2 separate regions of the Homo sapiens genome follow, and region 2 is linked to region 1. The links are chromatin loops, found by intact Hi-C in ENCODE. Cell type or tissue: GM12878. All regions are shown on one strand. Each heading gives the region's core, and the rest is flanking DNA. Links, peaks and the distances in the headings are about the cores only. Region 1 overlaps GPD1L (glycerol-3-phosphate dehydrogenase 1 like). Region 2 overlaps OSBPL10 (oxysterol binding protein like 10).

Region 1 (8,000 bases), core at 1-8,000:
AGACAGCACATCACAGGTGAATGGCACAACTCTCTTTATAGACTTGAAACCCCAGGGATAATGACGTATAACATTGTCTAGGGACCATCCGATGTGGTAAAATAGTCAAGAAAAGCAAGGGAGCAATGCATACAGCATTCAGGACAGTGGTTCACCCTGGGGAGCAGGGGTAGAAGGAGGATGAACTTGAGAGGAGACACACAGGGGACTTCAGTGGTGTCAGTCACGTTCTATTTCTTAACACGAGTGATGAGTACATGTTTATTTTCTTCATTTGATTCTTCTTTAAGCTGTACATAGGCAGTATAGATGCTTTTACTCTTGTAAGTAGGAGACATTTTTCAAGTTGTGTAGCCATGGGACATCTACTATCCCATGCCTCTTTGATTTGGCGGTTTGTTCTCTCCTAACTTCTTGGCATCCTTGTAGGGCATAGACGAGGGCCCCGAGGGGCTGAAGCTCATTTCTGACATCATCCGTGAGAAGATGGGTATTGACATCAGTGTGCTGATGGGAGCCAACATTGCCAATGAGGTGGCTGCAGAGAAGTTCTGTGAGACCACCATCGGTAAGCACTGCCTGGGAGGGACCCCAGGAGTCTGGACATTTGATGTTTGAACATGTACATATTCCATTTCTGATATTTTCTGTAATAGACTCTTCCCTGTCCCTCTTAACATTCCTTAGTTGGGCATTCAGTGGGGCGAGGGTTTTACTTAAGGAGGCTATTTTGTGGAACTGAAGTGTTTCAACAACCTCCAGAATGAATATAAATGAATATAGCCAAGAAGAGCATTCTGACTTGCTGTGATCCAATAATGAATTACTGAGGTTAAACACAAAAGTGCAAGGTTGCTTGTACCAAGAAACAGGTGGCTACATCCATGGTAGGGGTCCCCTGGCCTCAGAAGCCCAAATTTTCTTTTCTTACAAATGTTAGTATCTGGATCCTCATTGATTCCAGTGAGATCTAAAAATTGGTTGAATGACCCCCATTTTCAGGTGAATGATAAGACTCAGAGAATAAATTACCTGCCCCAAGATCACACACTAATGTAGAAGCCAGGAACAAATTTGAGTCTTCTGTTTCCTGAACTAGTAAGCCTTTTCTACTCTTACACATTATACATTAGATACATTATTCTCACATTGACGTTATGAAAATTTTCATTTCTTTTGAAAGGGGCTTTGAGAATTCTCAAGTGTCCGTGTACTATATTAAACGATGCTTTGTTGGAAGAGTAATATTATTGTATTTTCAGATGCTTTGCAAAAGTTTATCTACCACTGCAGAACTTACTTTCACCCTTATCAAACCTGCAAGCAATATGAATCATTTCCCCTTGGCAGCTTTGTAAAAGGAAGCTCTGAGAGATGTCAGGCTCTCTTGCATGAGATGAATGCGCAGGAAAATGTAGCTCCAGATTCTTATACCTGCCTATACGTAGGACTTTTTAGGATTTTTTTGGAATTTTCTACCTTAATTTTTATTTTTAATTATGGAGGTATTTTACATGATTATTATGGAAGATAGAGATAATCAAAAGAAAGCCATTTTAAATTTTTGATAATTTTGTTATATATCCTTTTTTACTATTTGTATGAACTATTATGTTTGTAGTGAATCATATGCTGTTTAATAATTGCTTTATTCGCTGAATATGTAACAAAAACCTTTCAGAGTCTGTTAACATACTGTACATCCTCATAACTGCATAGCATTCCATCAGCAATTCCATATATTTGGATACAAAACTTTTTTTTGAAAAATAATATTTGTTGGAGAGGAGAAGTATCACAAATAATACAAAGAAGAAAAGAATAGCCTATGATACCACCTGCCCAGGTTGTCATTTACGAAAGTGATACAGACACAGGTTTAAAAAAAAATTCAAGCACCATGAGAAGGTGGAAAAGTAGAACTAAGATTGTAATTTCCCACCCATTTCCCTCTTCCCAGAGGGAATCACTGTTAGCAGTTTCTTTTTTGTTTTTTATAATTGCAACTTTTATTTTAGATTCGGGGGTACATGTGCAGGTTTGTTACATGGGTGTATTGCATGATGCTGAGGTCTGGGTTATGACTAATCCTGTCACCCAGGTAGTGAGCATAGTACCCCACAGGTAGTTTTTCAATCCTTCCCTCCTTTCTCTCCTCTCTAGTAGTCCCCAGTATCTGTTGTTGCTATCTTTATGTTCATGGGTACCCAATGTTTAGCCCTCACTTGTAAGTGAGAACATGCAGTATTTGGTTTTCTGTTCCTATGTTAACTCACTTAGGATAATGGCTTCCAGCTGCATCCATGCTGCAAAGGACATGATTTTCTTTTTTTTTTTTTGAGATGGAGTCTCACCCTGTCGCCAGGCTTGAGCGCAGTGGTGCTATCTTGGCTCACTGCAACCTCCAATTCCCTGGTTCAAGCGATTCTCCTGCCTCAGCCTCCCAAGTAGCTGGAATTACAGGCATGCGCCACCACGCCCAGCTAATTTTTGTATTTTTGGTAGAGACAGGGTTTCACCATGTTGGCCAGGATGGTCTTGATCTCCTGACCTCATGATCCACCTGCCTCAACCTCCCAAAGTGCTGGGATTACAGATGTGAGCCACCGCGCCCGGCTGATTTCATTCTTTTTTAATGGCTTTTACTATTAGCAGTTTCTAAATATTCTTCTGGAAAAAATTTATTTATATTTGTATGCTAGTATGTACATATATGAATATGTCTTATTCTTTTACAGTAAATTCTTTTATTTATCTGCAGTTTTAATATAGCCTGTGAAATTGTTATGTAATTACTTATATTTTCCCAAAAAGATTAACTAGTTTGTTCCAACTCAATCCTATTTGCCAATAATCCTTTCCCAGTTCATTCTGGAAGACTAAATCTTAATCTGCAATCCCAATCCCTGATCCAATCCTGGCTAGGACTCTAGCCCTGTTTGTTGTAGGAAAGTTTCTAGTTGGGTACATTAGGCTTTTTTGGTTTTAAAAAACAGATAAAAGCACATAAGTTGCATTTCTTTCCCTCTGGCATTTCTTTACCCGGTGCTTCTATGCCTTCTCTGTGGGGTGGAGTGTGATAAGCACTGATGACCTGAATTAAATTAAGTAAAGCATTTCTGGGTGGAGTAGCTCTCGTGAGGCTAAAGCCGAGGATCTTCTGAGGCCAAGAGTTTGAAATCACCCTGGGAAATGTAGCTGGGAGTTTCCAAAAAAGAAAAAAAAAAATTTTTTAATTAGCCTGGTATGGTAGTACATACCTGTAGTCCCAGCTACTCAGGAGACTGCTGTGGGAGGATCACCTTGAGGCTAGGAGATTGAGCGAGGCTGTAGTCACTGCAGTGGCTATGATCACGTCATTGCACTCCTGCCTGGGTGACAGCAATACCCTGTCTCTTTAAAAAAAAAAAATTTAAGTAAAACATTGAAAGTAAGATAGAATATGAAAGTGATGTTTAAAAATTGTTTTATATAACCTGAATTAATTAATTTTTAAAAGTAGAGTCTTGTTCGAATTCCTGGCCTCATGGGATCCTCCTGCCTCAGCCTGCTGATGTACCGGGATTACAGGTGCGAGCCACTGTGCCCAGCCTATAACCTGAATTTAATCATGAGAAAATATCAGACAAGCCCAAAGTAAGAGATATGTTATAAAACAACAGGCCAATGGTATCTTTGACTCTTCAAAAAAGTCAGTGTCATGAAAGACAATGAAAGGCTAAAGGAGTGTCCCAGAATAAAAAGGACTAAAGATATATTACCGAGCCAGGCGTGGTGACTCACACTTATTATCTTAGCACTTTGGGAGGCCAAGGTGGGAGATCACTTGGGCCTAGGAGTTTGAGACCAGCCTGGGCAACATAATGAGATCCCATCTCTACAAAAAATACAAAAATTAGCCAGGTGTGGTGGCGCACACCTGTAATCCCAGCACTTTGGGAGGCTGAGGCGGGCGGATCACCTGAAGTTAGGAGTTTGAGACCAGCCTTGTCAACATGACAAGCGAAACCTCATCTTTACTAAAAATACAAAAATTAGCCAGGTGTGGTGGTGCACGCCTATGGTCCCAGGTACTCGAGAGCCTGAGATGAGAGGATTGCTTCAGCGTGGGAGGTGGAGGCTGCAATGAGCAGTGATCGCACCATGGCACTCCAGCCTGGGTGACAGAGCAAGACCTTGTCTCTAAAAATCAAAAAGGAGACATGAGCACTATGTGCAGTGTGGGGTCCTGGATTAGGCAGGGAGGGTTGCTGTGGAAGACAATGCAGAGGTGATTGGTGAGGTTTGAATGTGGATTATATGTTAGATAATAATATTATGTAAACATTACATTTTCTGTATTTGATCATTGCAGTGTGGTTATCCAGACATCCTTTGTTGATGCATAGGGACTATTTTAAATTGCGGTAGGTTCAGGAATCGTGGCCCACTTGAATCTTCTGTGGAGGGAAAAGATAGGGCAGCTTCAGGCCTCAAAATCCTGTCATGGTGAACTACAGTGCCCTCTTGTGGTAAGGTCTCCTTTCGTTCTTGGGGCATACCACAGACTCTGAGGCTTTTAATCCAGTCATTCCACAAATATTTTTCAAACCCTCTTATGTATCAGGCATGGTGCCAAATGTCTAGAATACATAAGCTCCTTATGGAACTTGTAAGCACACAAACACATATGGAATCACAAACTAAAATAAGGGTTTTGAAGGAGTTTTATTACATAGGTTAATTGCCTCTAAAACTTGGTGTGACAGAGAAAGGGGATTTTCCTGTCTTTGGTTTACATTGAGTTTTGGGCAACCTTCCCACATGGCTGTCCGGCATTAGCTGTTCTGTACAGATGCCCTGAGTCCCTGCTTGCCATGTCACTGTTTATTACTGGGGTTTGTTGTTGTTGTTGTTGTTGTTTTTGAGATGGAGTCTCACGCTGTTGCCCAGGCTGGAGTGCAGTGGCGTGATCTCGGCTCACAGCAACCTCCGCCCCCTGGGCTCAAATGATTCTAATGCCTCAGCCTCCTGAGTAGCTGGGAACACACACACACACACACACACACACACACACCACCACGCCAGGCTAATTTTTGAATTTTTTGTAGAGATGGGATTTCGCCATGCTGACCAGGCTGGTCTCGAACTCCTGACCTCAAGTAATCCACTTACCTGAGCCTCCCAAAGTGCTGGGATTACAGGCATGAGCCACCGCGCTGGCTTATGACTGGTATTATATTAATAATAAAATTCGCGGGCCGGGTGCGGTGGCTCATGCCTTTAATCCCAGCACTTGGGAAGGCCAAGGCAGGTGGATTGCTGGAGGTCAGGAGTTCGAGACCAGCCTGGCCAACATGGCGAAACCCCATCTTTACTAAAAATACAAAACTTAGCCGAGTATGGTGGCGCATGCCTATAGTTGCAGCTACTCAGGAGGCTGAGGCGGGAGAATCGCTTGAGCTTGGGAGGTGGAGGTTGCAGTGAGCTGAGATAGTGCCACTGCACTCTAGCCTGGGCAACACAGCAACTCTGTCTCATAAATAAATAAATAAAGTTACTACCTATTATCCATGATTTAAGGTAATAAATTTTAAAAGGTACCTTTGAGAAAATATGAGATTGCTATAAATCAAGCCCACCTCTTGGATGGGCATTGCGTTATTTGCAGCCACAAAGGAACCCATAGACCCTACCTTGTATCTATGGCAAGCCAAGAGTGTGCCTTCCCCTGCCCATTCCTCAGTTTGTTCACCAGCAACCCAAGTTTCCAGCTGCAGATGGCTGGATTAAAGTGACTTGAGGGAGGGGCTGGTCTGCAATGTTCAGGAGCATGCTTCATGTTGGAGGCACTGAGCAGTGGGAGGAGACACGATGAGGCTGTAATATGATGTAGGGGCCAGGGGCTGGTTTACCCAACCCAGATGATGCAACAGTGTTGCACAGAGTCACCTAGACAGCCTGGTGGACTGTTTAAAAAGGAAGAGAACAGTTTGCACAAACTGACATAGTTCTAACATTTGGAAAAGGGGAACTCAGCTAAATGAAAGAACAGTAATGCTACAGAGTAGACTGTGTTTCTAAGTATTGGGTGTAGATATTGTGTTTTATTATGAAACTTTTCAGAAAAGTAGAGTAGTATCACGAACCTCACATGCCCGTCACCCATCTTTAGAAATGATTAACTCCTGGCCAGTCTCATTTCATCCACTCCCCACCCTCTCTCAACCCTCAGATGGCCTGGATTATTTTGACATTGTGTCACTTCTTGGTGTAGTTTTACTTGTTGACAATCATGCTTTTTTCTTTTTTTTTTTTTTTTTTTTTGAGACAGAGTCTCGCTCTGTTGCCCAGGATGGAGTGCAGTGGTGAGATCTCAGCTCACTACAGCCTCCACCTCCTGGGTTCAAGCGATGCTCCTGCCTCAACCTCCTGAGTAGCTGGGACCACAGGTACGTGCCACCACGCCCAGCTAATTTTTTGTATTTTTAGTAGAGATGGGGTTTCACCATGTTAGCCAGGATGGCTTCAATCTCTTGACCTCGTGATCTGCCCGCCTCAGCCTCCCAAAGTGCTGGGATTACAGGTGTGAGTCATCGTGTCTGGCCAAAAAAAACTTTAGATTCACATTCGGTCAGTTAAAAATGTATGTCAAATTGTAAATGATCACCTCGATTGGAAACGGGATATTTTTACTTTATTTCTGCTCCTATGTGTTTTCTAAATATCCTATCATGAACATGTTACTTTTATAGTAAGTAGAAACTTATTTTAAAGTGTATTAGGTGTGAAAATTAAGATTAGAGGCTGTTATTAATATCCTTGTTGTCTAACCTTTCAACAGGCAGCAAAGTAATGGAGAACGGCCTTCTCTTCAAAGAACTTCTGCAGACTCCAAATTTTCGAATTACCGTGGTTGATGATGCAGACACTGTTGAACTCTGTGGTGCGCTTAAGGTAAAGTCAGCCTCAGGGGAGGAGTTCATCAAGCAAGGCAAATGTTAGCATCATTGAGTCTAATCCTCAAGAATGGGCTCTGTGTTCTGTGCACCCACATCAGCGAAGAATAGTGAATTGAGAGTCTTGTTTATAACTTCCTGTTTTGCTGCAGCCTTTCCCGGGTGGTTCAGTTCCTCTCTTACTCGTGGCTTGCTTTAACTTGTAAATATGGGGGAATTGTGATGTTTTGGTCTTTGGGAAGTTGGCAGCATTGATATTTGGAAAGCATGGGAGTTCCTTGATGACAGGGTTTCACCCAGGAGCAAATGATTCTATTCATTCATGTTTTTCTCCCACACTTCATCCTGAGCAGGAAAAGGAACTTGTTTCCTCTGAATTATGCTACTCTACTAGTTTGGCTGGTTGTTCTTATTAAGGGAAAAAATAATCTGCTGCTGGTAGAGGTTTTTCTAAGAATAGTTTTGTCTTTGCCCTCAAGAGAGAGAAGATGTGATTAAAGAAATGCACTCCACTGGCCAGTGGCTTGCTGGATTTTTGTAAGTGGAACTGTACAGTATGCACTCTTTTGTGTCCGGCTTCTTTGATTGGAGGTGTATTTTTGTTTGTTTTAATGTAAATTTTAAGAGGTACTTCATACAGAAAAGTACAAAAATCATAAGTATGTAGTTTATGTTATCTTTTTTTCCCCTCTTTTGAGGTAAAGGGAGGTCTCCACACCTGGGCTCCTGACTTGTTGGCTGCTGTCTTTTAAAGCCTTAGGCACTGTCCCTCTCTCTGCCGTGACTTGGGGGAACAACCAACAGGGAACAGCAGCAGCTACCTGCTCATTCCCCCTCACTATCTAAGTTGCCTTTATTTCACTATCATCTACAAAAAAGAGTGGGGGGAATAGGGGAAATAAAAAGTTCTCAATGTGAATGCCCCTTTTGAGCCACTTCTGAGTCATCTCTTTTGCAGCAAAAAGCCACCCTTCAGAAATTTGAGCATCTAGGGAAGAGGTTAGGCAATCCACCAGTCACCTGTCTTTATTGGATGGGAGTTGCAAAGGTGGAAAGAATGCC
Region 2 (17,227 bases), core at 4,639-12,638, 280 kb before region 1:
ATTAAAAACTAGCTGGATATGGTCACACACACCTGTAGTCCTAGCTACTCAGGAGACTGAGGCAGAAGGATCTCTTAAGCCCAGGAGTTTGAGGCTGCAGTGAGCTACGATCATACCACTGCACTCCAGCCCAGGTTACAGAGCAAGACTCCATCTCAAAAAGAAAAAGAAAGAAAAAAATTCCAAGAGCTAGTAAGTGAAAAATACAAACAAAAAACAAAAACAATAAACCAGGAAAGAAAATATAAAATATGACCCCACTTCCCCCTTTGTTGAAAACAATATTCACATTTACATGCCCAGAATGGTTACTTTGGAGAATAGAGTGGAGGGGCAAAGAGCAAAGGGGCAGCAAAAAGCTTCCAACGTGTAAAAAAGGAAACCAAAATTCTACTTCATTAAAACAAATGTGAGAAAAATTTCACTCTCCATAGAAATGAGCAGAGGTCAGTGGCAGAGCACTCCCAGGTAACTCTCACAACCCCCACTCTGCACATAAAGCTGGCAATTATACTATTCGTCATCATGCCATCATTATAATCACGATATTAATAGCTACTGAACCTGTCTTTGATTAAGCCTCTCCAAAAGTATTGATTTACTTGCCTTGCAATGTCGCTATAAAACACAAGAAGGAAATGCTCCATCTACTTTACGGAATAAGAAACAAGTACAAAAAAGAAGGAAACAGCTCAAGGTCAAGGCCAATGATAGAACTATTGAGAAGAATACTCGAGTTTCTTCCATTCCTGAACTGCCTCCATTAATGTGGTGTGTCTGCATATAATTTGGTTATTAAGAAGTAATGAGGAAAGCATGAACAACATGACACTGGCTTCAAAACCAGAAAATCAAAGCAGTTATCCAAGGTCAGTATTTAAGTTGCAAAAAAAATTTCACAAGAGAAAAGATAGATGTCTTTTTCTCATTTCAAATGCCAAGGAACGCTCTAGTAACATTCTTTTGTATTTCAAAAATCAGATTCTAAAAAAACACTTCCTCAAGTTTAACCAGTCTGTACTATGCATCCCACTGGGGGAAGAAAATATTTATAGTTTCATACTGTACAGAAATCCCCGATGCCCTGGAAGTCTGTGTCGAGAAGTCCTAAGAGAGATGTACTTCTTTTCTCAGCCAGAGACGTGAAGGAGAGCTGAAGAGTAAATGCTCCCCTCCAATCCCACTCCCCAGTTCAGCCCTGGCCCCTCCATCATCTACCTTTGATGAGCAATGGAGAGGAAACCGGCAAGAGCCTCTCCCCGCATCTGCCCACAGCGGGATGAGGGAGGAGGCGCCGCTGTCGGTCCACACCATGGCAGAGTGGCTGCAGCCCATGAGGAGGGCCAGAAGGCACCAGGGCCAAGGCTCTGCCAGTCCTACCCAGACCAGCACGACTCACACGAGCTGTCAAACTTCAGGCTCAAGAGAACATTCTCCTCAATCTCTTCTCCACTCTGTCAGTGCAACACAGAGCACAGGGGAATAAAATTTCCGAAAGATGTGATTTGCTTCTTCAGCAACATGTGCCAGAAGTGTCATGCAGCTCTCCTCTGATTTGTGCAGTATCCTGGCAAAGGGGGTCTCAGACTGCAAAGTTCAGAACCCCCTCCATCCCGTGACTGAGTCCGGTGATCCCTGGAACCAGGCAGAGCAGGACTCAGAAGGCATTCTAGCTTTGCTGCTAAAACATCTCTCACTCTGCATCCCTTTCTGGGGGAGATGCCCAGGAGTCTCAAAGACATGATGGATAGGCTGTCTTGCATCTGGCAAAGAGAACAAGGCCCTTCCCAAGAGTAAAAGCTCAACTGCAGAACCACCCCGCTGGCCTTGCTTCTCTCTTATACACTGAAACACCATTCCCAGCAGCTGCAGGGTGAAAAAGGACCTCAAGTGAAGAACTGAACATATGGGGATGACCTCAAGCCTCACTTCTGCCATGCCCTAGCCATGTGGCCATTTAATCTCCCTGGGCCTCAGTTTCCTCATCTGCAGAAATGGAGATAAGACCTACCCGCAAGATTGTTGTGAGCATTATCTGAGGCAGGGATTTCTCAATGAGGGTGACTGTGCTCCTTCCCCTCCCCCAAAGCATTCAGCAAAGTCTGTCAACCGGCAGTCGGGGGCAGGGGGTCGGGGGGAAGGAGGTACACTATCAGGAGGTAAAGAGTACAGGGATGTGCTGAACATCCTACAATGCTCATGACAACCGCTTCACAACAACTATTATCCAGCCAAAAATGTCAATAGTACCAAGGTGGGAAAACCCTGGGATGAGGTGATGCACGTGAAAGAAACCTATGAACGACAGTGCACTATTTACTACAATTATTACAGGAGAAAAACACATTTTTGTGACATTTGAGCAAGCTACTCCTGTGGCACGGAAGTTTTTTCCTTTTTTTGTTTGTTTGTTTGTTTTGAGACAGGGTTTCGCTCCCGTCACCCAGGCTGGAGTGCAGTGGCATGCTCTCGACTCACTACAACCTCCAACTCCCAGGCTCAAGCAATCCTCCTGCCTCAGCCTCCCAAGTAAGTGAGACTACAGGCACACGCCACCATGCCTGGCTAATTTTTCTAATTTTAGTAGCGACGGGGTTTCACCATATTGGCCAGGCTGGTCTTGAACTCCTGACCTCAAGTGATCCGCCTGCCTCAGCCTCCCTAAGGGCTGGGATTACAGGTGTGAGCCACCACGCCTGGCTATTCCTGTTTTGTTTGTTTTAACACATGAATACATGATGAGAATCTAGGAATTTAAAGGTTCTATGCTATAAGTTGTAAAGAAAGAGTACCAAGGGCAATGTGCCCCACATAGTAGGCAGTTTATAAATGCCTACTGCCCAATGCAATGCACTGGAGTTCATAAGGTTTTTTTCACATGAAAAAGAGTTTTTTAGTCCAAAGAGGTATGCAGATCTGCCAAGCAACAAGGCTTAGGAGGGACGGAAGATGCCATTAAGATAAGCTGCCAAGTAGATGAATGAAAAATAAATATCCTAATACAGGTAGTCAGGCATCAGCAACCTTTTCTAGTTCCTGACCTGGCCTAAAGAGGATTCAGAGGGAAGAAAGATTGTGAAGGCAGGTGCCAACTAATTAACAAAACATGGAGTTCCACTTCAAATGACCCTGTATCCTAACCCTCAGTGTAGTTCCTGATAACCTGTCTAGGTTACTGAGGGTCAGCATCAAGGGGTCTGTGAAGGGCTGGAAAAGCAGCTAAGAATACAAGATGATGGAGGTAAAGTCTATGGTAGAGAAACAGGATCATCTAATTTGTACCACAGGCAAGAGTGGTAGGGAAGGTCAATGCTGGGCAGAAAGAAAAATGCAAATCAAGGTTAGCCACCTTGGAATACAGATTGGATGAATGGAAGGAAGAAAGGATCGATGCTATAGTTTGCCCAGCCCAGAACTGACTCTACTTAAATATTAACCCCAAAATGCTCAATTAACTCCCCAGGCATCTTCATTTTCCTACTTATTATTATTCACACAGTTTTTCTTCTCTTCTTGGGCTGAGACACGTCAGCTCACTTCTGCCACATTTCAGGAAGCACCTGCACGTTCTGTTCTAACTTGAGACAGAGCCTCTGCTCTCACCTGGCTGCACCACCCACACATCAGGGATCACACACATGAGGCAGCAGCCCAGTCCAGTGGTGCTGGAGCAGCAAGGCCTGGCTCCAAAATGCAGCCCCTTATCAGATATGCAACCTAAGGCAGTTATTTATAACGTTTCAGGGTTTTATCCTCATTGCCTATTTAAAAAGCAAGACATATCTTATAAGGATATTGTAAGGATTAAACTAAATAATATCTATTAAAGTACTTAACACTGCGCCTGGCATTTTGATCAAGTTTGATAGATGCTGGCATAACAATGTTCATCTATCTGTATAAAATATTGGTCAAGGTCACTCACAACCTTCTTTCATGATATATACATTATATCTCAGTAAAGTTTTTTTTTTTTTTTAAGGATAACTTTATCCCAAAGATAGCATACAGAATGGTCTAGAGAGATTGCCTAACTGTAAAGGCCAAACTGACCCCAGTGGTGGTTTTATCAAAGGCCTGCTCTGATCTTCCTTTTAAACGTCATCTTCCACAATACACTGTGCGCCTCACTCTCCAAGCCCAAGTGTTCTAACCAGTTCTCTGCATCAGCCTGGCTGCCATTGGCCCATAATGCCTCCTTTCCCACATTTTCTTAGCCACTCAGTTCCTTTGTGGTTAGTCTCAGCTAAGACAATAGCAAATGAATAAATTACTTTTCTTAAAATTCATATTATTAACATGGAAATGATTAATAGGTAACTTCTCCCAAAGAATATATACTTTTTAAAAAAGAATGTTTTTAAAAGTGTTAGACTATATATAATTTTACAGTTTTATATAACACACATACAATATATAATTTTTAAAAGTTGACAAAGAAATAATTTCAAACTTATAGAAAGTTGAAAAGAAAACCCACCACGTATCCTTTACTCGGTTTTACCAATTACTAACATTTTACCCCATTTGTTTTATCATTTGTTCCCTCTGTTCTCTCCTTCCCCACTTTAAAATAAACACATAAACACACATAATTATTATACGAATAAATGAATGAAACTTTTTCCTAATTTAAGGGTAAGGCCTTTTCCCCTTAAATACCTCTAACTGCTTCAGTGTGTCTTTCTAAAAACAAGGATATTCTCTGTATAACCACAGGACAGTTATCAAATGCCTTTATCCTATCTACTGTCTGTATTCCAATTAATTCCATGTCAGTGTAAAATCAGATCTAGTTTAGGGTAGGTATCGCATTTGGTTGTCATGGTTTTGTTTTGTTTTGTTTTGTTTTTGTTTTTGTTTTGCCAGAGACAGGGATCTTGCTGTGTCCCCAGCCTGGGGTGCATGCTGCATGATTAGCTCACTATAACCTCCAACTCTCGGACTCAAGGTATCCTTCCACCTCGGCCTCCTAAGTAGCTGGGACTAAAGCATGTGCCACCCTGGCTAATTTTTAAGTTTTTTTGTGCACACAAGGTCTTGCTATGTTGCCTGAGCTGGTCTCAAACTCCTGGGCTAAAGCAATTCATACACCAGGTCTCCCAAAATGCTGGGATTACAGTTTGAGCCGCCATGCTCGGTGAGTTGTCATGTATCTTTAGCCTCATTTAATCTGGAACACTTCCATACCCTTCTTGGTCTTTTATACTGACATTTTTGAAGAATACAGTCCATGTAGGATATATTTTTAAGTAGGAATACCTTAAAATATTTACTGTTGTTCTCTAGCCTCCAGCCTTGTTTTACTTTTCTTCATAGAACCTGTCACCACCTGGCACAGTACATATTTGTCTGTTGGATGTCTCCCTCACACAAGTACAAGCTACACGTAGTCACTTTCCAGGGTCCAGTACTATATCCTAGTGCCTAGAACATTATGGTACACAGACATGCAGTGTTTGTTGAATGCTACTCCCAAGCATTCATCTACTTGCAGTGTTTGTTGAATGCTACTCCAAGCATTCATTCGTTCTTCTAAGCCTTTCCTCCAATGTTAGCAAAACAGGGACCAGACACCCCCACTCTGAACAACTGACCCCAACTTTATCACTCACAGTGGATGCAGTTCAGTGCAGGAAATGTCCTCAGACTAAGAGCTGTCTACCCTCAAGTCAGAACTTCTCACAGAGGGCTAGCGATGGAAAATCACCCCACAAGGTTCTAGGCAAAAAAACAGCAACTCAAGTATTGTAGAAAAAAGCCCTATTTAAGTACAGATGTATGGTGCAATAAACTAGTTCAACTGAATCAAAACTGTACCATTTTGTTTTTTCCTAAAAATATATATATTTATATATGTATAATATATGTTATATACATTTATGTTTATATTACACACACACACACACACACACACACACACACACACACACACACACACGTTTTAATCTAAAGGCCTTCTTGACCTAAAATGATCTTCCTGGGTAATGTTAGGACTTTCCTTTCAGGCAAGGCGGGCAGCCAAATGTTAAGATTATGCTGGAGAAGGTATGCAAAATTGTTGCACTTTATTAAGACAATTAAAAAAATCCCCAAACTTTATTGTTTTAATAAAAGCTGTTCTTAAATTGTGTTTTATTTACTTAATTTGATGGTATGTTTAGGAGGGTGATGTTTTACACTTAGTTTTAAGTACCCAAAAAGTAATTATCTGTGAAAAATTCTAGAAGAAAAATGGCACTGAGCTTAATAAAACATGAAAGCAAAATTACCCAATAGCAGAAATAAGAAGACAGAGCCAAGGGAAGAGTCAATCCTTAGATGAGCTTGTCCAACTTTACTAAGGGAGTTTATCCAGCCTAAACTCATCGGAATCTATTCCCCCAAAGACTTGCTACTTCGGAAAACATATTATCCTCATACTCTGCTTTTCAACCTGGAGCACTTTATACCTTCAGTCTCAACAGGAGATGCAGCATATCTTACTTTTCACCCAATGATTTGGGAAAGAAAATAAAACAGCTTTAAAATATTTTATCAGGCTAGTGTATTGTTCAGTAAGATGTACGAGTTGAATGTAAGATACACCTAGGGCTTCTTGAAAATGTTTTCATGTAGGCCAGACACAGTGGCTCATGCCTGTAATCCCAGTGCTTTGGGAGGCCAAGGTGGGAGGATCACTTGAGGCCAGGAGATCAAGACCAGCCTGGCCAGCATGGTGAAACCCCGTCTCTACTAAAAATACAAAAATTAGCTGGGCATGGTGGCGGGCACCTGTATTCCCAGCTACGTGGGTGAATCGCCTGAACCTGGGCGGTGGAGGGTTCAAGGATCACACCACTGCACTCCAGCCTGGGCAACAGAGTGAGACCCTGCCTTGAAAAAGAAGTTTTCATGTGGGCAGTACTAACCCTCTTCAACCTCCAGTGGCATTCATACCCCCTGCCCTCTGCAGATGGAGAAGCTCTGCTTACAGAACCCAAGACAGGAGCTAGCTCTGCTAATCAGCCAACCACCCCAGCACCGGAGGGTTTTGTCAAGGAAGAGGCCACTCAACAGAGACTATTAATCACTATTTAATTCAAATAAAGGGGAGAGATGTAGCAGCTCCCCTCAAAGAGCATTAAACTTTAAACACTTCAAATTATTTCAAGTGAAAGCAATTCAGAGTAGCAAGAAGAGGAGCCTAATCTGAACTGGCAGGAATTTGGAATTACTGAACATCTTCAAGGACATTAGATGTTAAGACTTTCAAGTGAAGAATATAATGAGAAGCAGGTTCATCAGTGACTGCCTGATGGAGAGCATCTCCCTGAAGATAAAACGACCAACTCAATAGTGACCCACGAGAACACAGCACTCAGCAAAAGAGCCTCGGCTCCAGGTTTTAAAATACATTTTTAATAATTCAAATTTTAACCACTTGAGTAACTACATTTTTAATATACAACTGACCAATGCAAAAGATGAAAATTTTGAATAATATCAAAAGGTACACCTAAATCCCTATATACTTTCAACCATAAATCTCTTGTTCCCCTAACAGCACCCCTGGCAACCACTACTACTAGCCTCTCGTGTGTCCTTCCAAAGATTGGCAGGGGGGTGGGGGGGAGAGACAGAAAGGGAGAGAGAGAGAAAGGGAGAGGGAGAGGGAGAGGGAAAGAGGGAGGGAAAGAAGGAGGGAGAGGGAGAGGGAAAGGGGGGGAGAGAGAGAGAAAGAGAGAGAGAGATACAGAAAAAGTAAGTATGTGTGTGTCTCTCCCGTTTTTGTTTGACTGGTTGGTTGTTCCTATCATGGTATATCTTCCCCACAGCCTGTGTTTTTTTTTTTTTTGAGACAAGGTCTCGTTCTATTGCCCAGACTGGAGTGCAGGGGCGTAATCATGGCTCACTGCAGCCTTGACCTCCCTGGGCTTAAGCAATCCTGCCATCTCAGCCTCCCGAGTATCTAGCTGGAACTACAGGAGCACGCCACCACACCAGGCTAATTTTTTTATATTTCTGTAAGACAGGGTTTCCCTATGTTGCCCAGGCTGATCTCAAACTCCTGGGCTCAAGCAATCCTCCCATGTCAGCCTTCCAAAGTGCTGGGATTACAGGTGTGAGCCACTGTGCCCAGCCCCCTATGTTTTTTAACCTTTTCATCAACTTTAATAAATTAAATTTCTCTTTTATTGCAGAAGCTCAGTTTTTTATCAGAAATACCCCATTTCATTTCACAAGCTGTGCCTTTCCAGTCTTGGGCAGTCAGGTACTGCTTGTTTCGCAGGGCCCAACTTAGCTGGGTCCTGAAAGCACAGTACCCCTCACGGAAACTCATTCAGTGTCTGGCTCTGTACTAAGAGCACAACAGACATGATCTCATTAATCCTCACCACAGCATACAATTCAATCCTCACATCAAAAATTACTGTCCTCATTTCAAGGAATAACTTGCCCCAGGTGGCACTATAGGGCTAGTTCTGAACCGGGTACTGCCCCCAGAGAGCCTAGAGCACTTGCCTTTAATCCTGCAGCATCACAGAAAGTGAGATGGGAGCCACTCAAAACCAGATGCACAATGTGAACAAGGCCAGCCTGGCTGAGTCTGGATTATACTGGAGCTTTCTGATGCATGGGGAATATAAACATTTGGGCAGTCTATCAAAACTTTTAGGGGGAAAGTCATAACAATCAGGTTTTAGAGATGCTTCTTAGCCACTCCTTCATGATCATCTTCAGGTAGAACTTGGCTTAACAACCAAGTTATCCATCAACAGAAATGTTGTAGCAGAATTGGGTGAATCTGTGTTATAAAAAGAATATTGTGACATGCTTAATATTACTTAATCCTAACAACTGCCCTGTAGGGTTGATGCCATTATTTTGCCCAATTTACAGAAGTGAAAACTGAGGCTAAGAGACATTACTCGTTTACTGAGTTACTTGAGATTACAAAGCTAGGTAGTAGCCTGTGAGTGGCCCAGGCACAGCCAGAAACCAGGTTTTTTTTTTTGTTGTTGTTTTTACCTAATTCCCTACATTGTCTATCACACCAGATCCTCCATTTGTTCTAAAAAATTTTGTCTATGTCAAAAAAAATGGGAAAAGTAAAGAGACAAACCATGAAATGGGAGCTGGAGCTTCCGGATAGCTGAATACAGGAGGCTCTAGGAGGGTGACCGCCCAGGGAGGGCGTAGAAGTTCCACGCCCCTTCCCTTATACCTCACCCTACATATCTCTTCATCTGTATCCTTTGCAACATCCTTTATAATAAACTGGTAAACATAAGTTTCAAAGGGCAGATTTACAATGTGTACATGGCCTCCAGCCATGCAGGTTGTTCTCATCAGTGCCACGCTGCCTCACGAAATCCTGGAGATGATCAGTAAGTTCATGATGGACCCAATCTCCATCTTGGTGAAATGGTTTTCTTTTGCCCTTTCACTTTCTGCCATGGGATGCCACAGCAAGAAGGTCCTCACCAGATGCTGGTCCCTCAATCTTGGACTTCCATCAAGGGAACATCACTAACGTCATCATCATCCCAAAATGAACCTCTCCCAGGCTCCTTAAGTTTATTTTTCTGTGCAGCAACTGCTTGTGCTGAGACATTGGAAAGGGCTTTGGTTCCAGAATCCTTGAGGAATACACAATTCATTACAGCACCCTTACCTTGTAGTATAATCACATTTCTGCTTAGGAAGGCCAAGAGCCCAGCAAAGTAGGTGGCATTCCCACATGTAATCAGACTGGCCCTTGAGGCCTAAGAGTGAGTGAAATTTTCCAATGGACTTGGAGATTGCCATGTAGGACTTACTCCAATAACAGTTCCATTTGGGCATGGAGAGTATCTTAAGAATGGTGTGGTGGACATTGCTCACATATACCTGGTAATCCTCTCCCTCCTGCGCACATTGGAACCAGCCCTTCCTGCTCCCTTACATGAAGTCTGAGTCAATGAAAAGCCTTTTCTTTCCCTGTGCCCTAAAAGGCCTTGTATTTGAAAATGAAAGCGTTTAAGATTTTGAAGAAGCCTGCACCTCGGCAACCTCTGCATCATTCACTGCACGAAGCACAGTCACCAGTCACCAGACCTATGATGGGCCAACTCTCTACATGAAGAAGCACATCCAGAGTTGTATTTTACTTGCCCCCAGGTCTATGGAGATGTAAAAAAGGAAAGAATTAAGCATCTTGTTATTGGATGGTCCAAAGGAACATGTCACTGAGTGAGTGACCTTAACCAAGTCATGAAACTGCATTAGAAGGATTTACTATGGGAGAAGAATGAGGGGCTCCAGGCAGAAAGCCCCAAGGCAATAAAGAGACAAGGAAGTGATAAGAGGGGACTGAACGACCAAGGAGGCTAGGGTTATGAGCCACATTCTCCACCGTTGCCACCACATCTTATCTGATGACCTGACCCACCACATTAAAAAAGTTCATGTATGTTCTTTTTAGTTTCTTCTACTCAAAACACTGTTAAAAATACCTTAGTTCTCTTTCTGTTTTTTGTTGTTGTTGTTGTTTTTAGATGGAGTTTCACTCTGTCACCCAGGCAGGAGTGCAGTGGCACAATATCGGCTCACTGCAGCCTCCGTCTCCTGGGTTCAAGCAATTCTCCTGCCTCAGCCTCCTGAGTAGCTACAGGTGCCCACCACCATGCCTGGCTAATTTTTGTGGGGTTTTTTGGGGTTTTTTTTTTTGGGTTTTTTTTTTTGTATTTTTAGTAGACACGGGGTTTCATCATGTTGGCCAGGCTGGTCTTAAAATCCTGACCTCAAGTGATCCGCCCACCTCAGCCTCCCAAAGTGCTGGGATTACAGTTGTGAACCACACATGGGCAAAAATACCTTAGTTCTTAAGTCTACAGGTTATTAAATATACATTGCTCTAACCTACACTATGGATAAAAATTGAAAATTAAGCCAATAACATAAATTATTAGTTTAGAAATCACAGATTTAGAATAAGTCATGTTTTTAATCAATGTGTTTATTTTTGATTTTCATTGGGTCAGTTTGGGGGTCATTAGGAAATTGTGAAGGCATATACAGTCATCCCCTTGGTGTCCATGGGGGATTAGTTCCATGACCCTTCTAAGACAGCAAAATTCACAGATGCCCAAGTCCCTGATATCAAATGGCATTTTATTTGCATATAACCTATGCATATATATTCCCCTGTAAATCACCTCTAAATTACTTATAATGTCTAATGCAATGTAAATGCTATGTAAACAGTTATTTGTATTGTTTACAAAATAATGACAAGATTAAAAGTCGATCCATGTTCAAAACAGATGCAATTTTTTTTAGAATATTTGTGATCCAGAGTTGGTTGAATCCACATAGGCAGAACCCACAGATACAGATGACTGATTGTCTATAGAACTAGAAACTCAGAATTTAAATTTTAGCTTGTATCATTGTTCAAAAATTGATTAATACCATTAATATTATTGGCCTCTTTGGTGACACTAACCATTCCCTTGGCAAGTTTGCACTGGTTATCTATTACTGCCTAACTACCCCAAAACAAGAGGTTAAAAGTGACTACTATTTTATTTTATCTCAACATGTGTCAGGAACTCAGGCCGGTCTTCCTGGGGTGATTCTTTCTATTCTGGGTGGCATCACCTCGGGTGACTCAGTGGTACTTGGCCAGTAGCTAGACTTGTCTGGAGGGGTCACGAAAGCCTCGTGCACATCCTGGTGCCTTGAGAGGGGCAGCTGGAAGCCTGGATTTTGCTGTGTCCCTTCATGTATTCTTACAGCCTCGCAATGGGGTCTCTCCAGTAGGGTAGTAAATATTTACAGAGTGGCTCAGGGCTCTGAGCCAAGTGGAAGGGGCCAGTTTTCTTACAGCCCATGCCTGGAACTGTCAGCGGTACTTTGACTTTTGGTCAAAGCTGCCACATGCCAGGCTCAGAAATAGCCCCTTCATGCATTGCATGCCTCTATCAAAATATCTCACGTACCTCATAAATACATACACTATGTACCCACAAAAAAATTTTTTTTTAATTTTTTTAAAGAAAAAAATAGCACCTGCCTTTTGATGGGAATGCTGACAGGAAAGCTTCAAAGAATCTGTGGCTATCTTTAATGTGCCCCAGCCTGAGACCAAAGGACCACACATAGACATGCAAAGTATAAGCTCAAATCAAACTTGGAAAGACCGAAGCCTGGTTTAATTCTAACAATAATAAATTACCAAAATAAACATATCCTGCATTAAGACAGTGTTGAAATAAAAGATGTCTGCGTTCCACCCTAGAACTTTAACTATCATGAACAAATGCAACAGTAAAATGTAATGCTTTTTTTTTATTTTCTAAAAACAAAAAGAATGGGAGCTAATACTTGCAAATTATGTATCTGATAAAGGTCTAACTATCAAGACTATATAAATAACTCATATGACTCAATAAAATATAAATGAATAAAAAAAGACAAAGGATTTTTATATGTATTTCTCCGAAGAGTATATATGAATGGCCAATAAGCATATAAAAAGAGACTTAACATCATTCATTAGGGAAATGCAAATCAAAATTACAAGGAGGTATCACTTCACACCCACTAGTATGGCTGCTATACTAACAAATGTTGGCAAGGATATGGAAAAATTGGAACCCTATACATTGCTGATAGGGATGTAAAATGGTGCAGCTGCTTTGGAAACCAGTCTGGTTGTTCCTTAAAAAGCTAAACATAGAATTACCATATGGCCCAGTCATTCCACTTTTAAATATACACCCAAAAGAATTTAAAACAAACTCACACAAAAACTGGCATACAAATGTTCACAGCAGCATTATTCACAATAGCCAAAAAGCAAAAGCAACCCAAATATGCATCAAGCGATGAAGGGATTAAAAATTATGCCATGTCCATACAACGGGATATTAGTCATAAAAAAGGAATGAAGTACTGATTTATGCTACAACATGGATGAACCTTGAAAACACTATGCTAAGTGAAAAAAAGCCAGACACAAAGAGACACAATATTGCATACAATCCATTTAAATGAAATATCCAAAAGAGGCAAATCCATAGAGACAGTGGTTAGTGGTTGCCAGGGGCTGGGAAGACAGGGTGGATAGAAATGGGGGGTGACTGACAGTTCATGGAAACAGGGAAACAGGGGATTTTTTTAGGAACGATAAAATATCCTGGAATGAGATAGTGGTAGTGGTTGTACAATTTTGAAAACATACTAAAAACCACTGAATTACATACTTTAAAAAAGTAAACTTTATGGTATGTGAATTATATCTTAAATTTTAAGAAACGATAAGAGCCACTTGTTAGCTATGCCACCTTGGGCTTATCACAAATCTACTCTGTGCCTCAGTGTCCTCACCTAGAAAATGTGGTCATAGCAGTGCCTGCCTTACAGGGTTGTTGTGAGAAATACACAAGATAATCCAAGAAAAGTACTTAGCATAGTATCTGCCACAAAGCAATGTGTTCCAAGATGCCATTTACTATTATTTCCTTTTCCCAAAAATGTGTTCCTTATGACTATTAGTTTCCTCTCTCTTTAAAAAACTAAAAATTCAGAAACATTTTGCTTGTTACTCATGACTGATTTTCAGCTACTGGTTAATAGTTCTCTCTCTATAAAAAAAAATTGTTATACTTGATCAAATACAAAACAATAATATTTAGAAAAATAAAATGTGGTATCTTGGATCTAGTTTCCTGAGGAACCCAAATCCAACACCACTACTACTAATACTACTACTGTTACTAATACTGATACTAATACTACTACTAACAGGTAAAGGAGAAGAAGAAGGAAGAAGCAGCGTTGATATTTGCTGAGTATTGAACATGCACTAACTGGTTTATGTCCACCCCCATGTGTCATGACAGTGCCAGATGCAGAGGATGCAGTATGATTTCCCCACAGTCCCAGGCCTCCGAGGACACACGGTGGGCCATGAGGGCACAATAAGATGTGCTATAATGTCAGTGAGTACTGGTATATATGGGAGCACAGAGAGAAGACCATGCTGCCTGGGGGGTCAGGAAGGCATCACAGAAGTATAAGGGGCTTTCTCTTTCTGTTTCTTGTTTTTTGAGATGGAGTCTCACTCTGTTGCCCAGGCTGGAGTTGGAATGCAGTGGTGCAATCTGGCTCACTGCAACCTCCGCCTCCTGGGTTCAAGCAATTCTCCTGCCTCAGCCTCCTGAGTAGCTGGTATGACAGACACACGCCACCACACCCAGCACATTTTTGTATTTTTGGTAGACAGGGTTTCGCCATGTTGCCCAGGCTGGTCTCGAATTCCTGACCTCACATGATCCACCTGCCTCAGCCTCCCAAAGTGCTAGGATTACAGGAGTGAGCCACCGCACCCGACCATATACTTAACCATATAAAGTATATGAGCTTTAAAAACCACAAGAGGGAGGGGGAGGGAAAGGCATTCCCAGCAAAGGAAACAGCAGTGACAAAGGCAAGGAAGCATGGAGGTGTGCAGGGTGCTTGGGGAGCTGTTTGTCTAGAACACTGACTGAATGATGGGTAGAGATAGAGGGGAAGGAACTGGACCCGAAATGAGTGGGCATTTAATGCCAAGATAAAGTTTTGGACTTGCCTTAGGAAGTTTGGTGCCACTAACGATTGTTCGAGCTAGGGACAGGCATAACTAGCAGTCTCCTTTGCTCTTTTGTCCTTCACTAAAGCCGCGTGTGAGATGTCTGCTCCATAAATGGCTCCAGTGGCGTGAACAAGTAGCTGACCCGGACCACAGAGAACATTAGCTCCTGCCTTCAGATCAGTAAGGCCTATGTTCCTGTTGCACAGGTGAGGCAAGTGGACAAGTGAAAGTGATCAAGCATTTAATGCCGAGGTCCTAAAGAAGACCAGGACTCCCAACAGAAAGGGAGAAGAAAAGAAGGGAGGGAGGGACAGAAGGGGTGAGGGAGCCCCATTAAACCTCTGTAGATTAAAAGAACTGTTCATTGTGCAAGAGACAAAACTAGATATTGGTAAATTCCCTTCTTAGAAACCATTAAGTAATAGTGGAAGCTTTACCAGCTCTATCCAACAGAACTTTCTGTGATAATGGAAATGCTCTATATCTGTGCTGTCCAATACGCAGCCATCAGCCAGATGTGGCTACTGAGCACTTGAAATGTGTGCCACTGAAGAACTGATTTTTAAATCTTATTTCAATGAAATTTAAGTAGTCTCATGTGGCTAGAGGTCTCCATATTGCACAGCATAGTTTTAAAACCTGTATTTTCTTATCCCTTTTCATCTACTGTTTCTTAGACAAATGCAACAAAGGGAGTTTGGAATCCCTTTCAATCTGCTATGGTCTGAAGGCTTGTGTCTTCCCTAAAATTCATTTGTTGAGATCCTAACCCCCAAGTTGATAGCATTAGGAGGTGGGCCTTTGGGAGGTGATTAGGTCATGAAAGAGCTCATGTTGTTTAAAAGTATCCAGTCTATGGTAGCTTGTTACAGAAGCCCAAACAGACTAAGACACAACATTTTAATCATTCTGTTACTTCTGAATTATTTCAAATTGTTCTGAGAGACCCTAAAATTGCTTAATCATATAAAAGAGGTATTCAGTGTCATTTGTCAGATTGCCACCAAAATTCTGAGAATTCAGCCAATGAGTTACCAGCAGTACCCTCTCTAAAAGAATAAAATTGGGTGTTGTTTTGAGTAGAATCAATCTTTATTTAGTATAAGCGTAAACACTTTGGTGTGCATTTTTCTTTCCAAGTAGTTGGATAGACCAGGATGTTGGGCTGGATGACTTCTGAAATCCCTGGTAACCACATGGTTTCAGAGTCTACAGATGTCACTGGGTTAATCTTGCTTCCCGTTGTGTTGCATCCTAACCAAAATATCAAAGCACCTCTCCAAAGCCCTCTGGCTCACACCCCAGGGCGGGAAAAAGTCAAGAAAGTTGTAGTCTTTCACCATCAGAAACCTAGATTGGCGGGAGGAACAATTAAACAGCTTCAAATCACCTCACCCTTCACATTTTGCTATGGATAGAATTCCCCACTCCTGTCTCCTCCTTCCCACCCCAACAAACAAACCCTTTAATTCCCCGGAAGCAGTCCACACATCCCCTAGGCCTCCCCAAGTAAAGTTTCTCAATGTCCCCAAACAGGGGTGGTGTCTGCACCTGGCAAGCAGGGGCGAGGTCTATCAGTTGGTCTCTCAACCTATCCACACACTCCTGTGCACTCAACCACACAAGTGGGAACAGTGGCTTCAGGACACACAGCCTTCAGGAAGAGAAGACACCCACAGAGCATGCTCTCCTTAGTCAGAGTGGATGTGGAACCAACCAGTGTCAGCCAGGGTGCCAAGCCAGCCCATTTCTCTACGGCCTCCTTTCTCACTGTCCAATGCTCTAACATGCCCTGACTAAAGCCCCTACATGCTTGGGGAGTATAGACGCCATGACAAAGGCGGGGGAGGAGAGTTAGGGTATATCACTGGTGTCAGCTATCATTGGAAGTTTTGTAAACACAGGCAGGTCCCTCACAGCTAGAAGGGGTGAGGAAGAGCTGCCTCACCTACTCTTGGGGCTGTCCAGACCCCAGTGGACGGGGGTAAGACAGGGCTCTTACTACCACAAGGCCACAAGTGAATTAATGTGCAATTATCATTCTAAGGGGATGGGGAAAAAGAAAAAATCCAAAAGACCTGTAATTTGGGCAGCTTCCAGCATGAACATTAATATATACACTCCTCAAAACTCAGTAACTTTTGCTGTTCATTCAAGACCCCCTATGACTTATAATGAATTTAAAGTCCTGTATTAGCCAATCATATTCCTCCATGACCAAATTTGCATAAGACTTTATCCTAAAATTTGTATTTTAATTTAGAATTACCTAGCAAGGAAAATAAGCCCTAACCATATGCCAATCTAACCACAGTGTCTTCACACTCTTTACACAGATGAAGATTCACAGGGACCTACTGCCATCCTCAGTGTAGCCACCACTGTTTGCTCTCAGTGAGCACAGGGTCAAGTGGAGGAGATGGGAAACCAGGTCATTAGTAAGCGCCAGGAGAGAGTCAGGCCTGGGGTCCTAGAAGCCCAGAGAAAAGATTTCTAATGCGATGAGTATCATAAACTACTTCAAATACATCTACATATATCTACATTTTCTTGCTTTTTTATCCATAGATGGAAAAAAAAAGTTGCTGTGCTTTCCATACTGTTAGATGTATAAAATACCAGGAA

The links. A loop is a pair of places that touch in the nucleus more often than their neighbours do. Peaks named below come from ENCODE experiments on the same cell type or tissue, not always from the same donor. Only the 100,000 strongest peaks of a DNase experiment are listed, where the experiment ranks them.
Region 2: a loop joins it to region 1, with 6 times the contacts of the local background. A loop is called at or near these places in 10 of 110 quality-filtered maps.

The regions. Positions count from the first base shown.
Region 1 is chr3:32,139,799-32,147,798 of GRCh38, forward strand. It overlaps GPD1L (glycerol-3-phosphate dehydrogenase 1 like), which reads left to right. Exons shown (of 8, transcript NM_015141.4): 4 at 430-568; 5 at 6,824-6,936. Among named protein-coding and RNA genes, the nearest start is that of GPD1L, 37 kb to the left of the region's middle. RefSeq lists an enhancer at 7,985-8,000. In GM12878, for the core only: a CTCF peak has its summit at 4,506 (motif pointing left); a DNase peak (open chromatin) is centred at 4,443.
Region 2 is chr3:31,850,177-31,867,403 of GRCh38, forward strand. All of the region lies in intron 3 of OSBPL10 (oxysterol binding protein like 10), which reads right to left. Among named protein-coding and RNA genes, the nearest start is that of OSBPL10, 120 kb to the right of the region's middle. In GM12878, for the core only: a CTCF peak has its summit at 8,467 (motif pointing right); no DNase peak of the experiment used is centred there.